Regions from separate parts of the Homo sapiens genome. Here region 1 is linked to region 2. A link is a contact called in ENCODE Hi-C or POLR2A ChIA-PET data. All regions are on one chromosome and are shown on one strand. The core of a region is the stretch at or near the end of the contact, and the rest is flanking DNA. Distances in the headings are between cores, read along the strand shown.

Region 1 (4,952 bases), core at 2,398-4,897, 140 kb before region 2:
TGGGCAGGACATGGCAGCTGAGGAGACCCGAGGGATGGCGGCCTCCAGAGGTAGCGTTTGCCATGGGCGTCCTTGCTGCTCGCCAGCTGGGGCTGGGGACCCTCCTCACCCTCACACATGCACCCCGCCCACCTGCACCTGTCCTCCCTGCCCCAGCAGCCACCCGGCATCCCGCATGGCTCGGCTCAGGTAGGGAGACGTCCAGTAGTCCTTGGGGGCAGCCGGTCTGCGTGGTGCTGAGTCCCGCAGGCCCTGCCTCCCAGCTTGTGAGAGGAGCTGTCGCTGCCCAGAAAACGTCTAGGCCGAGGTGGGGCTTGAGCTGAGCCGGGGGACACAGGAGGCCTCAGGTGGAGCCACCTGGAGACTTCAATGTGACCAGGGCCATGGGCAGCAGCCACACTGCCCATCCCCCGCCTGTGCGCCTCAGCCTGGCAGGAGGTATGAAACCAACTCCTGTCTGGAAAGAGGTTCATGCCTCAAGTGAGCACCCTGCCCTGTGCTGGAGCTGGCCCTCCCTCTGCGCGGCCCGTGCTGGGGAGCTGGTGTCCGTCCTACAGTGAGACGCTGGCTCCCACCTCTCCCAGGTAACATCACCACCTTATCCCCAGACCTGTTCCTCTGGCTGTGTCCTTGCCAGCTGTGCCACGTTCCTAGAGGCAGGCGGGCAGAGGCCTGAAAGGGTGGCGCTCACCCTTGGCACTGGGTCAGGGCTGAACCGGCCCCAACCGCCTTCCCCCATAGGGCTCCCTCCCTCCCCTTGCCCCAACGCCTGCTTCTGTGGGATCTGTCACTCTGCTCCGAATGGGACTTGGCCCTTCCTCAAGGTCCACCCCTTGAGGACAAAGCCAGCCGGGGACCAAGACGGTCCCTCCCAGCACAAATGGCTTCACACAGTTTGTTTCTGTTCCTGAGAGCCCCCACCCTCCCTAGGACTCCTCCTCACTCCCCCCAGGGCACCTCCAGAAACCCTCCTCTGGCTGCTCCAGGAACAGGGCATCCACATGGCCAGCCCCCCGGCGTCAGGGCCTCAAAAGCTCTGGCACCCCAGGTGCACGTCCTCCACCTCCACCTGACCCTCTTCCCAAGGCAACCCCGCCTGCCCCCCACGGCAGAAGGGACAGAGCCTGCCCAGAGAAAAGCAGGCTTGGGAGCAGAACTTTAGAAGACAAGCCCAGCCTGAGATGTGGGTGGTGGCCCAGGGCCTGCGGCTGAGGTCCTGCCTCAGTTTCCCCAGCACGCTCCCTGAGGACTCAATCTCCCCCTTTTCTGCTTCTCGCCCCTCACAGCCTAGTGCAGCCCTGCAGGGGACCCCAGCCGGATCGGAGGGCAGTTCTGCTTCTCCACTGTCTGCTGCCCACCGGGGGCTGGGATCTCGGACACTCTCCCCTCCCCAACTGGCCACCTTGCCCAGGTGAGTCAGAGGGTCGTTCTGCAGCCCGGGGGCCAGCGTTGGTTTGAAATAGTGCCCCCTCCTGCCCCTCCCCCTCCCTGAGCATAAGCAGGCCTGGCAGGTGGATAGAACCGTCCCTCTCATGGAGAAGGAGGGGCTCCAGGAGGACCTTGCACCCATCCCAGATGGCCAAGACTGAGAACCCAGGCCTCCAGCCCCCAGGCCAGGGATCTTCCCTCCACACCAGCCCAGCACTGAGAAATGGGTGAGGTGGAGCCGGGGCGACTGCCACCCGCTGCCCTCCTGTGAGGATGTGGCCGAGATGGTCGGAAAGGCAGAATGACCACAAAGGCAGCGAACAATGAGAATCAATGGAGAGGATGTGAACCAGAGGCCCTAGGGCCCAAAGTGAGTGTCCTTCACCAAGGAGGACAGAGGCCTCTCTAAGGCCAGGCCTGGCCATTTGGGGACCAGGAAGCTGTAGGAGGGGGCGGGGCCTCTTGTGTAAGAATGCTCAGTGGGCAGCCAGCCCAGCCTGCTGCCGTGTGGACAGGCATTTTCACCCATCCGCCCCACCCCGGGAGGACCACCTGCAGACTCAGGACCAGGGACCTGAGGGGACCCCTGCAGGCCACCCGAGCCGGGGCAGCTCCTCAGAACCTGGGGCTGGGGCCGGGGCCTCCCTTCCTGGAGCCTGGAAGGAAGCAGGCTCCCCAGCACGGAGTCCTGGTGGACGGCCTCAGGCAGACCCAGACCAAGCCTGGGCGCTGCGTTGGACTCCCCCAACCCCAGGCCTGCTGGGTCAGCCTTCCAGGCTCGCTGAAGGTTCCTGCGTGGGGCAGCCCTCACTGAGGTCCTCCCCGTGGCTCCAGAGAGGAGCTAGTCCTAGGGCACTCGAGTAGAGAGGTGCGCCCTCCTCCCTCTTCTAAATGGTTCCCCAGCTGGCCCCACCTGGCCCCTTTCCCCAACTAACTCATCAGTGCCTGGCAGGAAGACACAGCAGCCCTCCCCCGGTGACTGGAGTCCTGGCCCCAGGGCAGGCCCCGCTCCAAGAACCTGATCCTTTGGCTGGGGCAGGGCCGTAGAGGTGGGCGCAGAGCTTCGGGGAGCTGGCTGTGGGGTCCGCGCATGCAGCCCGCAGGCAAACCATTGCCAGGCCCACGCCTGCACTAAGCCCAGCGCCAGCGCCAGGTCAGCCAAGAACCCGGGGTCGTGGAGGAGGAAGGAAGTCGTGGGCCCGGGATGCGCGGCCGGACCATTGCAGGAGAGCGGGGCAGGCGGACGGCGCAGCAGCTTGCGGGCAGCGAGTCGTCTGCATGCGGCGGCGAAGCGCCCGGGCCCCCGTCCGCGCCGGTGCCCGCAGCGCGCAGCAACTTGGCCGCCGGGTCCCGGCCGCCCCGGTAGAGGCTGGGTACAGCGAGGGGGCCGGGCGCCCGGGCAGGACGGGCGCGGCGGGTGGGGCCTGGCCGTCTCCCCCTGCCCTCGGGGCCGAACACGCACAGCGAGAGTCTAGCGTCGGCGTGGCTGCGGCCAGCCGGGTCCCCCTGGAGGCCTCCGGACGATCGGAAGTGACTGAGCGTCCGGGTCCGTGAGGCCGGGGGTCGGCCCGCCCTAAGACTCCCACCTGGTCCCGGTTCTCCGTCCGCTAGGCTGGCCGCGGGGCCCCTGGGGCCCGACCTTCCCGGGGTGCCCCAACCTGCGGCAAGGCCGAGGTCCCGCTGAGGCATGAGTCCCGGGTCGGGGACCGCTCTGGGCCGACCCCCGGAGGACGGACTAGGCCGATCCCCAGAGGGAAGGGGGCCAGGCCGAGGCCATGGCAGCGCGTTCCCTGATCCCGTGTTCTCGGCTCCTCGCGTCCCACTATCGGCTGTCCCTTTCGTGCGGGACTGACGGCTCACAGAACAGTTACATTTCAATATCATTCGACTGAAAACCATCCTGTGGACGCCGTGCGAGCATTGTCCCCATTTCACAGCTTGGGAGCTGCGACCAGAGAACGTGGGCGCGCCTCGCAAGGCCGTGACCGCGGCGGGACTCGAACCCTCCCTCCTGAGTGCGCGCCGATGTTCCTTAGGACCCGGGAGCGCCGGGGGGGGGGGGGGGGGCGGGGGCCCCGCGCGCTACCCCCTGGGAAGTGTAGTCCGAAGTTGCGGGCCGGGGCCAAGCAGGAGGCGCGTGGGACTACACTTCCCGGCATGCCACGCGGCCGCCGGCGCCCTCGGCCCGTCCGCCCCGCCCCGCCCCGCGGCCCCAGCCCGCCCCGTCCGTTGAGGGCCCGCGCCGCATGGAGGCCGGCTGAGGAGCGCCGCTGCCTCGCCTCGGTACGCCGCGCGGCGCGGACGGCGCGTGCGTGAGGACGGGGCCCAGCACCGAGCGGGGGGCGGGCCCGGGTCAGGGCCGCGGGGTGACTGTGGGGGGCGGGGGGAGCGAGCCCGAGTCGGGGGGTGGGGGCCGGGGGCGGGGGGGGTCAGGCCCGGGTCAGGTTTTGGGGCCGGGGTAGCAGGTCGTGGGGGTCAGGCCCGGATCAGGTTCAGGTTTTGGGGCCGGGGGAGCAGGTCGTGGGGGTCAGGCCAGGGTCAGATTCAGGGTTTGGGGCTGGTAGACCAGGGTCGTTGGGGGCCGGGCCCGGGTCAGGTTTGGGGGCCGGGGTGGCAGGTCGTTGGGGGGGCCAGGCCCGGGTCAGGTTTTGGAGCCGGGGGAGCAGGTCGTGGGGGTCAGGCCCGGGTCAGGTTTGGGGCGGGAGCAGGCCCCGCGCGTCCCCTGCCACCGCTGCCGGGAGCGGCGCTGCCGAGGAGCGGAGCCCCCCAGGGCTGGGGCGGGGAGGGTCAGCGGCGGCCTCGCGGGAAGGCGCGGGTCGGACCTCGAGTCCCAGGGTCCTCGCGGGTCGGGAGGGCCCCAGCCACCCCCGCCTGCCGCCTGCGGTGGAGCCGGCCGAGGTGAGAGTGGAGGAAGGCGGCCCAGGCCTGCGGGTCTCTGGGGGTGCTGGGGGAGGCCGAGCGGGAGGCCCCGGACCCCCGTTGTCCCCTCCGGCCCCGCTGAAACCTGGGGCTTCGCTCTTCTGTAGGTGCCTTTGCCCTTCAATTGGAGCAGAGCGGGGTTCCCATATGGGCGAAGTGGACGCCAGATCGTCCCCCGCTGTGCGCAGCCCAAACTTAAAAGGTCTTTTTAACTGAGCTATCATGAAGCTGCCGTGTGTCTTTGTCAAAACTCTTACAAGAAAGATGGAGTGGGAGCTGTCTGGGCACTAGCGTCCCAGAAACAACCAGGAACTTGTGGAGGTGCTAAGCTCCCTGCGGGGACTCCCGCAGCCTCGGTAGCCTCCAGATGGAAGCCTCCTAGCTTTCAGGTCCCTGAAGAGGCCGTGCAGGCCGCCAGGCTCACTGCGCTGTGTGTCTCTGCTCCCCGCTTGCTGCCGCCGCCCTTGCAGTGTGACTGGTGGGGATGCTGGCCAGCCTCGCCGGAGGCCCTGATGCTGTGGGGTCCGAGGAGGGGGCCTGGCAGGGTGGGTGGGTGGCAGGAGCCTGTGGGGCCCCCTGCATGGTGGTCAGTGTGGGGGCTCTGC
Region 2 (5,590 bases), core at 3,070-5,569:
CGTGCCACAATGCCTGGCTAATTTTTTGTATTTTTAGTAGAGATGGGGTTTCACCATGTTGGCTAGGCTGGTGGTCTCAAACTCCTGACCTCAGGTGATCTGCCTGCCTTGGCTTCCCAAAATGTTGGGATACAGGCATGAGCCACCGTGCCCAGCCTTATTTTTTTTTTTTTCTTGAGACAGAGTCTTGCCCTGTTGCTCAGGCTGGAGTGCAGTGGCACAATCTTGGCTCACTGCCAACTCCGCCTCCTGGGTTCACACCATTCTCCTGACTCAGCCTCCCAAGTAGCTGGGACTACAGGTGCCCACCGCCATGCCCGGCTAATGCTTTTTTTTTTTTTTTTTTTTTTTTTTTTAGTAGAGACGGGGTTTCACTGTGTTAGCCAGAATGGTCTTGATCTCCTGACCTCGTGATCAGCCCGCCTCAGCCTCCTAAAGTGCTGGGATTACAGGTGTGAGCCACCACGCCCGGCTTGTTTTTTGTTTTTTAACAGACAGGGTCAACCTCCAACTCCTGGACTCAAGCAGTTCTCCCACCTCAGCCTCCCAAGTAGCTGAGACTACAGGTTTGTGCCACCATGCCTGGCTCTTTTTTTTTTTTTTTTTCCTTTTTGAGAGCTGCACTCCAGCTCTGTCACCCAGGCTGGAGTGCAGTGGCACGATCTCAGCTCACTGCAACCTCCACCTCCCGGGTTCAAGCAATTCTCCTAACTCAGCCTCCAGAGTAGCTGGGATTACAGGCATACAATGCCCAGCTAATTTTTTGTATTTTTAGTAGAGACAGGGTTTCACCATGTTGCCCAGGCTGGTCTCAAACTTCTGAGCTCATGCAATCCGCCTGCCTCAGCCTCCCAAAGTGCTAAGATTATAGGCATGAAACACTGTGCCCGGCCTCATTTTGTATTTTTTGTAGAGATGTGGGTTTTGCTATATTGACCAAGCTGGTCTAGAACTCCTGGGCTCAAGTGCTCCTCCCACTGTGGGCTTCCAAAGTGCTAGGATTACAGGCATCAGCCAGCACGCCTAGCCTTTTTTTTTTTTTTTTTTTTTTAATTTTGTTTTGAGACAGGTTCTTGCTGTAACCTAGGCTGGAGTGCAGTGGTGATCATGGCTCACTACAGCCTCGAATTCCTGGGCTCAAGCAATCCTCCAGCCTCAGCCTCCTGAGTAGCTATAACTACAGGTGCATGCCACCACACCTGGCTAATTTATTTTTAATTTTGGTAGAGACAGGGTCTCACTATGTTTCCTAGGCTAGTCTGGAACACCTGGCCTCAAGTGATCCTCCTGCCTCGGCCTCCTAAAGGGCTGGATTATAGGCAGGACCACTGCGCCCAGCCCAAGAGGTGAGTTTTCAAGAGCTGAGAAGGCGGAGCCAGGCCCTTTCCTAAGCTGACCTGTACACTCCAGTCACCCCACAGTCCTGCCCAGCCCCTCACAAGCCAGATCCCTTGTCACCCCACAGCCCTGCTGGCCCCTCTCAAGCTGGACCCCTCATCTCTCAAGCAGGCTGCACTGCACTCATTTCCATGATGCTCCCATGCGTACAGTTGCGGGGGTATCCTGTGAGGGCTAAGGGGGAGTCCTGTGAGCACTATGGACTCTGAACCACTTACTCTCCATATCACTGGCACATAGTGTGAACTCCTAAAGGGCAAGAGCCTTGTCTACTCACTTACATGCTGGGCACCAGTATTGTGGGGCTGGGCTGGTGATAGCTGCTCAATGTGATCTACGGTTTTGTTTTTTGAGACAGAGTTTCACTCTTGTTGCCCAGGCTGGAGTGCCATGGCGCGATCTCGGCTCACCACAACCTCCGCCTCCTGGGTTCAAGCGATTTGCCTGCCTCAGCTTCCTGAGTAGCTGGGATTACAGGCGTGCGCCACCACGCCCGGCTAATTTTGTATTTTTAGTAGAGACAGGGTTTCTCTGTGTTGGTCAGGCTGGTCTCAAACTCCTGAACTCAGGTGATCTGTCCGCCTCGGCCTCCCAAAGTGCTAGGATTACAGGCGTGAGCCACCATGCCCAGCCTTCAAAGTGATTTACTGAATGAGTAACTGAATCACCAGCTCCTTGCCTTTTGCTTATGTTGGCATTTTGGGAGAGGGGTTACCTGAAACAGGACCCCCTCCCCTGTCTCTTCTCAGCATCCAAGACTTATTTACCTAAGCCCATTCCTTCCTCTGAGCTGCATGCATCCCAACTAGAGTCTTCCTTCCATATCGCAGAACCAAGCACAGTCCTGGGGCTTTGCAGTGCTTAGCTGGGCTGAGCTGTGACTGAGTTGCACAGTGGGTGCTCCCTAAGTCTGTAAGTGACTAAAACGACCTCGATCTTCCCTGTGACTTCCAGGTGAGGGAGGAAAGGCAAGAGTCATGTGCTCAGGCCCCGGTGGATCCACTGCCAGGTTTCTGCACAGACTCAGTGATCTGCAGGTGCCCAGATCATTGCTATGGAGGGTTTCGCTCATGGACCTGGGTCCCCAACACTCTGCCAGCTGACCATGCCCCTAGTCCGAGCTGAGCATCCCCAGCAAAAGCTCAGGAGTCCAAGCACACACAGCCTTCAACAGCTCAGAAATAACTTTCCGAATGGGTTTTAGAAAATAACACGAGAATGTCTTAAGGAACAGAGGAACCTCCTTTTTTTTTTTTTTTTTTTTTGAGATGGAGTCTCACTTTGTCGCCCAAGCTGGAGCGCAATGGTGCAATCTCTGCTCACTGCAACCTCCCCCTCCCGGGTTCAAGCCATTCTCCTCCTCAGTCTCCCGAGTAGCTAGGACTACAGGAGTGTGCCACCTCGCCCGGCTAATTTCTGTATTTTTAGTGGAGATGTGGTTTCACCATGTTGGCCAGGATGGTCTCAAACTGCTGACCTTGTGATCTGCCTGCCTCGGCCTCTCAAAGTGCTGGGATTACAGGCATGAGTCACCGCGTCCGGCCAGGAACCTCTTAACTTCTTTTGTGATTTTGTGGGGAACAATCTGGGCAACAGTATTGAACTAAGAAAGGTTTTCAACCCTGGGCAGGTCACCACACTTCTTGGTACTCAGCCCCCACCCAGTGATGCTGTTTGAGGCTGTGCACCTGCTGGGGACCGTGTGTGGTGGGAGGGGCTCCAGAGAGTGCTAGAGTTAATGCTTTTCTGTTTAGAAGACTATATGCTTCTCATGGCCTCTTGGAGTTCAGCAGGGCCTTAGAAAGCATCTCCCAACCACAGAGACGCGCTGCCTGGCTTTCCTGATGATGATGATTTGGCCTGATCTTGGACACCTGCGGTAATAGAGAGCTCACTACCCCTCACGAGGTTCCTTGCGCCAGCGCGGGGAAGCCTCCCTCCATCTGCAGGTGGGCCTCCCCTGTGCTGGTCAGCTCCCTGGTGTGTGTTACACAGGACACAGAGAAGATCATCCTGCGGGGCCTCCCTGGAGGAAAGGAGGCTGCCTGTGTGGGTAGGTGAGTGGAGGCCTGCAGGCAGCAGAAAGACCACATCGAAAGCCCATGGGCACAGCCGATGAACAGACCCCCACGAGCAAGAACACCACAAGACGCAGGTGGAGGGACGGGGCCCATGGGGTCTGGATCTGATGCTAGGTGAACAAGGAGGCGCTGCAGGGTTTTAAGCAGGAGAGCCACAAAGGTTGAACTCTGGGGTGCAGCTGGGGTGGGGATGACATCAGTGATGGCAGCAAAGGAACGGATCCGAGACCTTTGTTGCAGAAGGAGCCGTCAGCCTCGCCTATGCCCAGAGATGGGATGCGGAGCGGAGGGTAAGCCCGGGACTCTGGCGGGAGCCACTGAGGGGATGAAGGTGTCACTGCTCCGGTGGGGAATGGAGGGGGGAGATGTGAGACATTTACTGGGAAAAATCGAAAGAGTACCACTTAGGTTATGCAAAATGCTCCATCCCAATGTGAAGACAAGATCCGACTCCGAGCAGCTCGCCTTCCCTCCTCGGCCTGGGGAGCGCTTCTGGAGCCCGGAGAAGAGGCCCCTCCAGGAGGCGGCGGCCGAAGGCCAGGGAGAGTGCGGGGCGGCCGAGGGCCCCAAGCGAGGCGGGACTGGCCCCGAGAGGCGCAGCCCTGCCCACCCGCCCGCGCCCGCGCTCGCGCCCGCTCACCTCCAGCGCCTGGCCCAGCTCCAGGTCGAAGGTGACCACGCACACACACTCCAGCCAGGCGGAGAAGCGCGCCCAGGGCGCCGCCGGGGTCCGCGCCGCGCGACCTGAAGACGTGGGTCCAGCCGCGCCCAGGCAGCCGCGAGCCCGGCGAGGCCCTGTGCCCAACAGCGCGTCCATGGCGGCGGCCGCGGGTTGCCGGGGAAACGCGGGCGGGGGCGGCGCGCGTCCGGGCCGCTCCTCAGAACAGTCGAGCGGCCGCCGCGGCCCAGTGCGGCTCCCGCGCGGCCGCGCGCCCCCTAGCGCCCGAGAAGCGCCAGCGGCCGGGCGCCGCCCAGGGCACCAGCGAGCCGGACGCGCGCGGGCCAGAGCGGCCGGAGCCCACTGGGGGACTTCCGGGGAAGCGGCCGAACTGGGGCCTTCCAGGGTCCACGCCGTCTGAGGCCCGAGAGAGTCGGTTCGGCCCCGGTGTTCGCGGATCCCGGCTCGCGGGAGCCTCGGGGCCAGGCCAGGGAGGCAGAGCAAGCTGCAGCCAGCCGGCGCCGGGCTCGTCGGGCTTCGCAGGTCCGGCCAGCCTACCTCGCCCCACCGCGCAGGGGCCAGCGGCGTCGCGGGCGTTTTCGTGGCGGAATGGCGTCCTCACTGAGCGCCCAGCCACCACCGCGGACTCGCGCTCGCTTCCTCTGGGGCCCGCGCGGCCTGGGGTCGTGTCTGACCGCGGGTGTCCACGCAACACCTCTGCAGTTTCACTTTCCGGGGGAATCGCGGGGACCTGGAGCGAACTCTTCCCTCCCTCGCGAGGGCCCCGGGCCCCGCTGTGGTCCACAGAGCACCTTGAGGCCCGGCGTGGAAGGGCGAGTTTGGGGCTGTCGGTAACTTAATGAGGCACGCCTTTGAGTCGTGGGCCTCATGACGTTTCCGTGGAAGGCGGGCCGCATATACTGTGGTGGTCCCTTCAGATTACCACGTGTTGGCCAGACGCGGTGGCTCACGCCTGTAATCTCACCGCTTTGGGAGGCCGAGGTGGGGTGGCGGATCACGAATCCAGGAAATCGAGACCAACCTGGTGAAACCCTGTCTCTACTGAAAATACAAAAATTAGCCGGGCGTGGTGGCTGGCGAGCGCCGTAACCCCAGCTATTGGGGAGGCTGAGGCAGGAGAATCGTTTGAACCCCGGAGGCGAAGCTTGCAGTGAGCTGAGATGTCGCCATTGCACTCCAGCCTGGGCGACAGAGTGAGACTCCATCTCAAAAATAAAAAAATAAAAGATTACCACGTGTTGTTCGGATCATCTGGCCTAGGTGTGGGGTAGGCTGTCCCATCTAGGTTTGTCACATAACAAAATCGCCTAATGACACATTTCTCAGGACATAGCTTCACCGTTGAGTAGCACATGGCCGTATTGTTTTTTGTTTGTTTGTTTCTGTTGTTTTTTTTGAGACAGAATGTTGCTCTTGTTGCCCAGGCAGGAGT

What was found. A loop is a pair of places that touch in the nucleus more often than their neighbours do. ChIA-PET counts read pairs that join two places held with the same protein, here RNA polymerase II (POLR2A). Pooled maps may share reads with other maps.
Region 1: a loop to region 2 is called in a pooled map, with 20 times the contacts of the local background. The contact joins the promoter of TRABD here to the promoter of DENND6B in region 2. A Hi-C loop is called at or near these places in 1 of 168 maps with a recorded cell type or tissue (OCI-LY7), 7 of 37 single-sample maps with no recorded cell type and 12 of 50 pooled maps. POLR2A ChIA-PET finds 5 or more read pairs at or near these places in 7 of 52 experiments (B cell, HEK293, IMR-90 and 4 more).

Annotation. Positions count from the first base shown.
Region 1 is chr22:50,182,266-50,187,217 of GRCh38, forward strand. It overlaps TRABD (TraB domain containing), which reads left to right and starts at 3,648. Exons shown (of 10, transcript NM_001320485.2): 1 at 3,648-3,711. RefSeq lists an enhancer at 1,360-1,935 and silencers at 2,821-2,890, 3,081-3,180, 3,451-3,820, 4,087-4,396.
Region 2 is chr22:50,322,693-50,328,282 of GRCh38, forward strand. It overlaps DENND6B (DENN domain containing 6B), which reads right to left and starts at 4,320. Exons shown (of 20, transcript NM_001001794.4): 1 at 4,120-4,320. The coding sequence starts at 4,296. RefSeq lists a silencer at 4,069-4,708.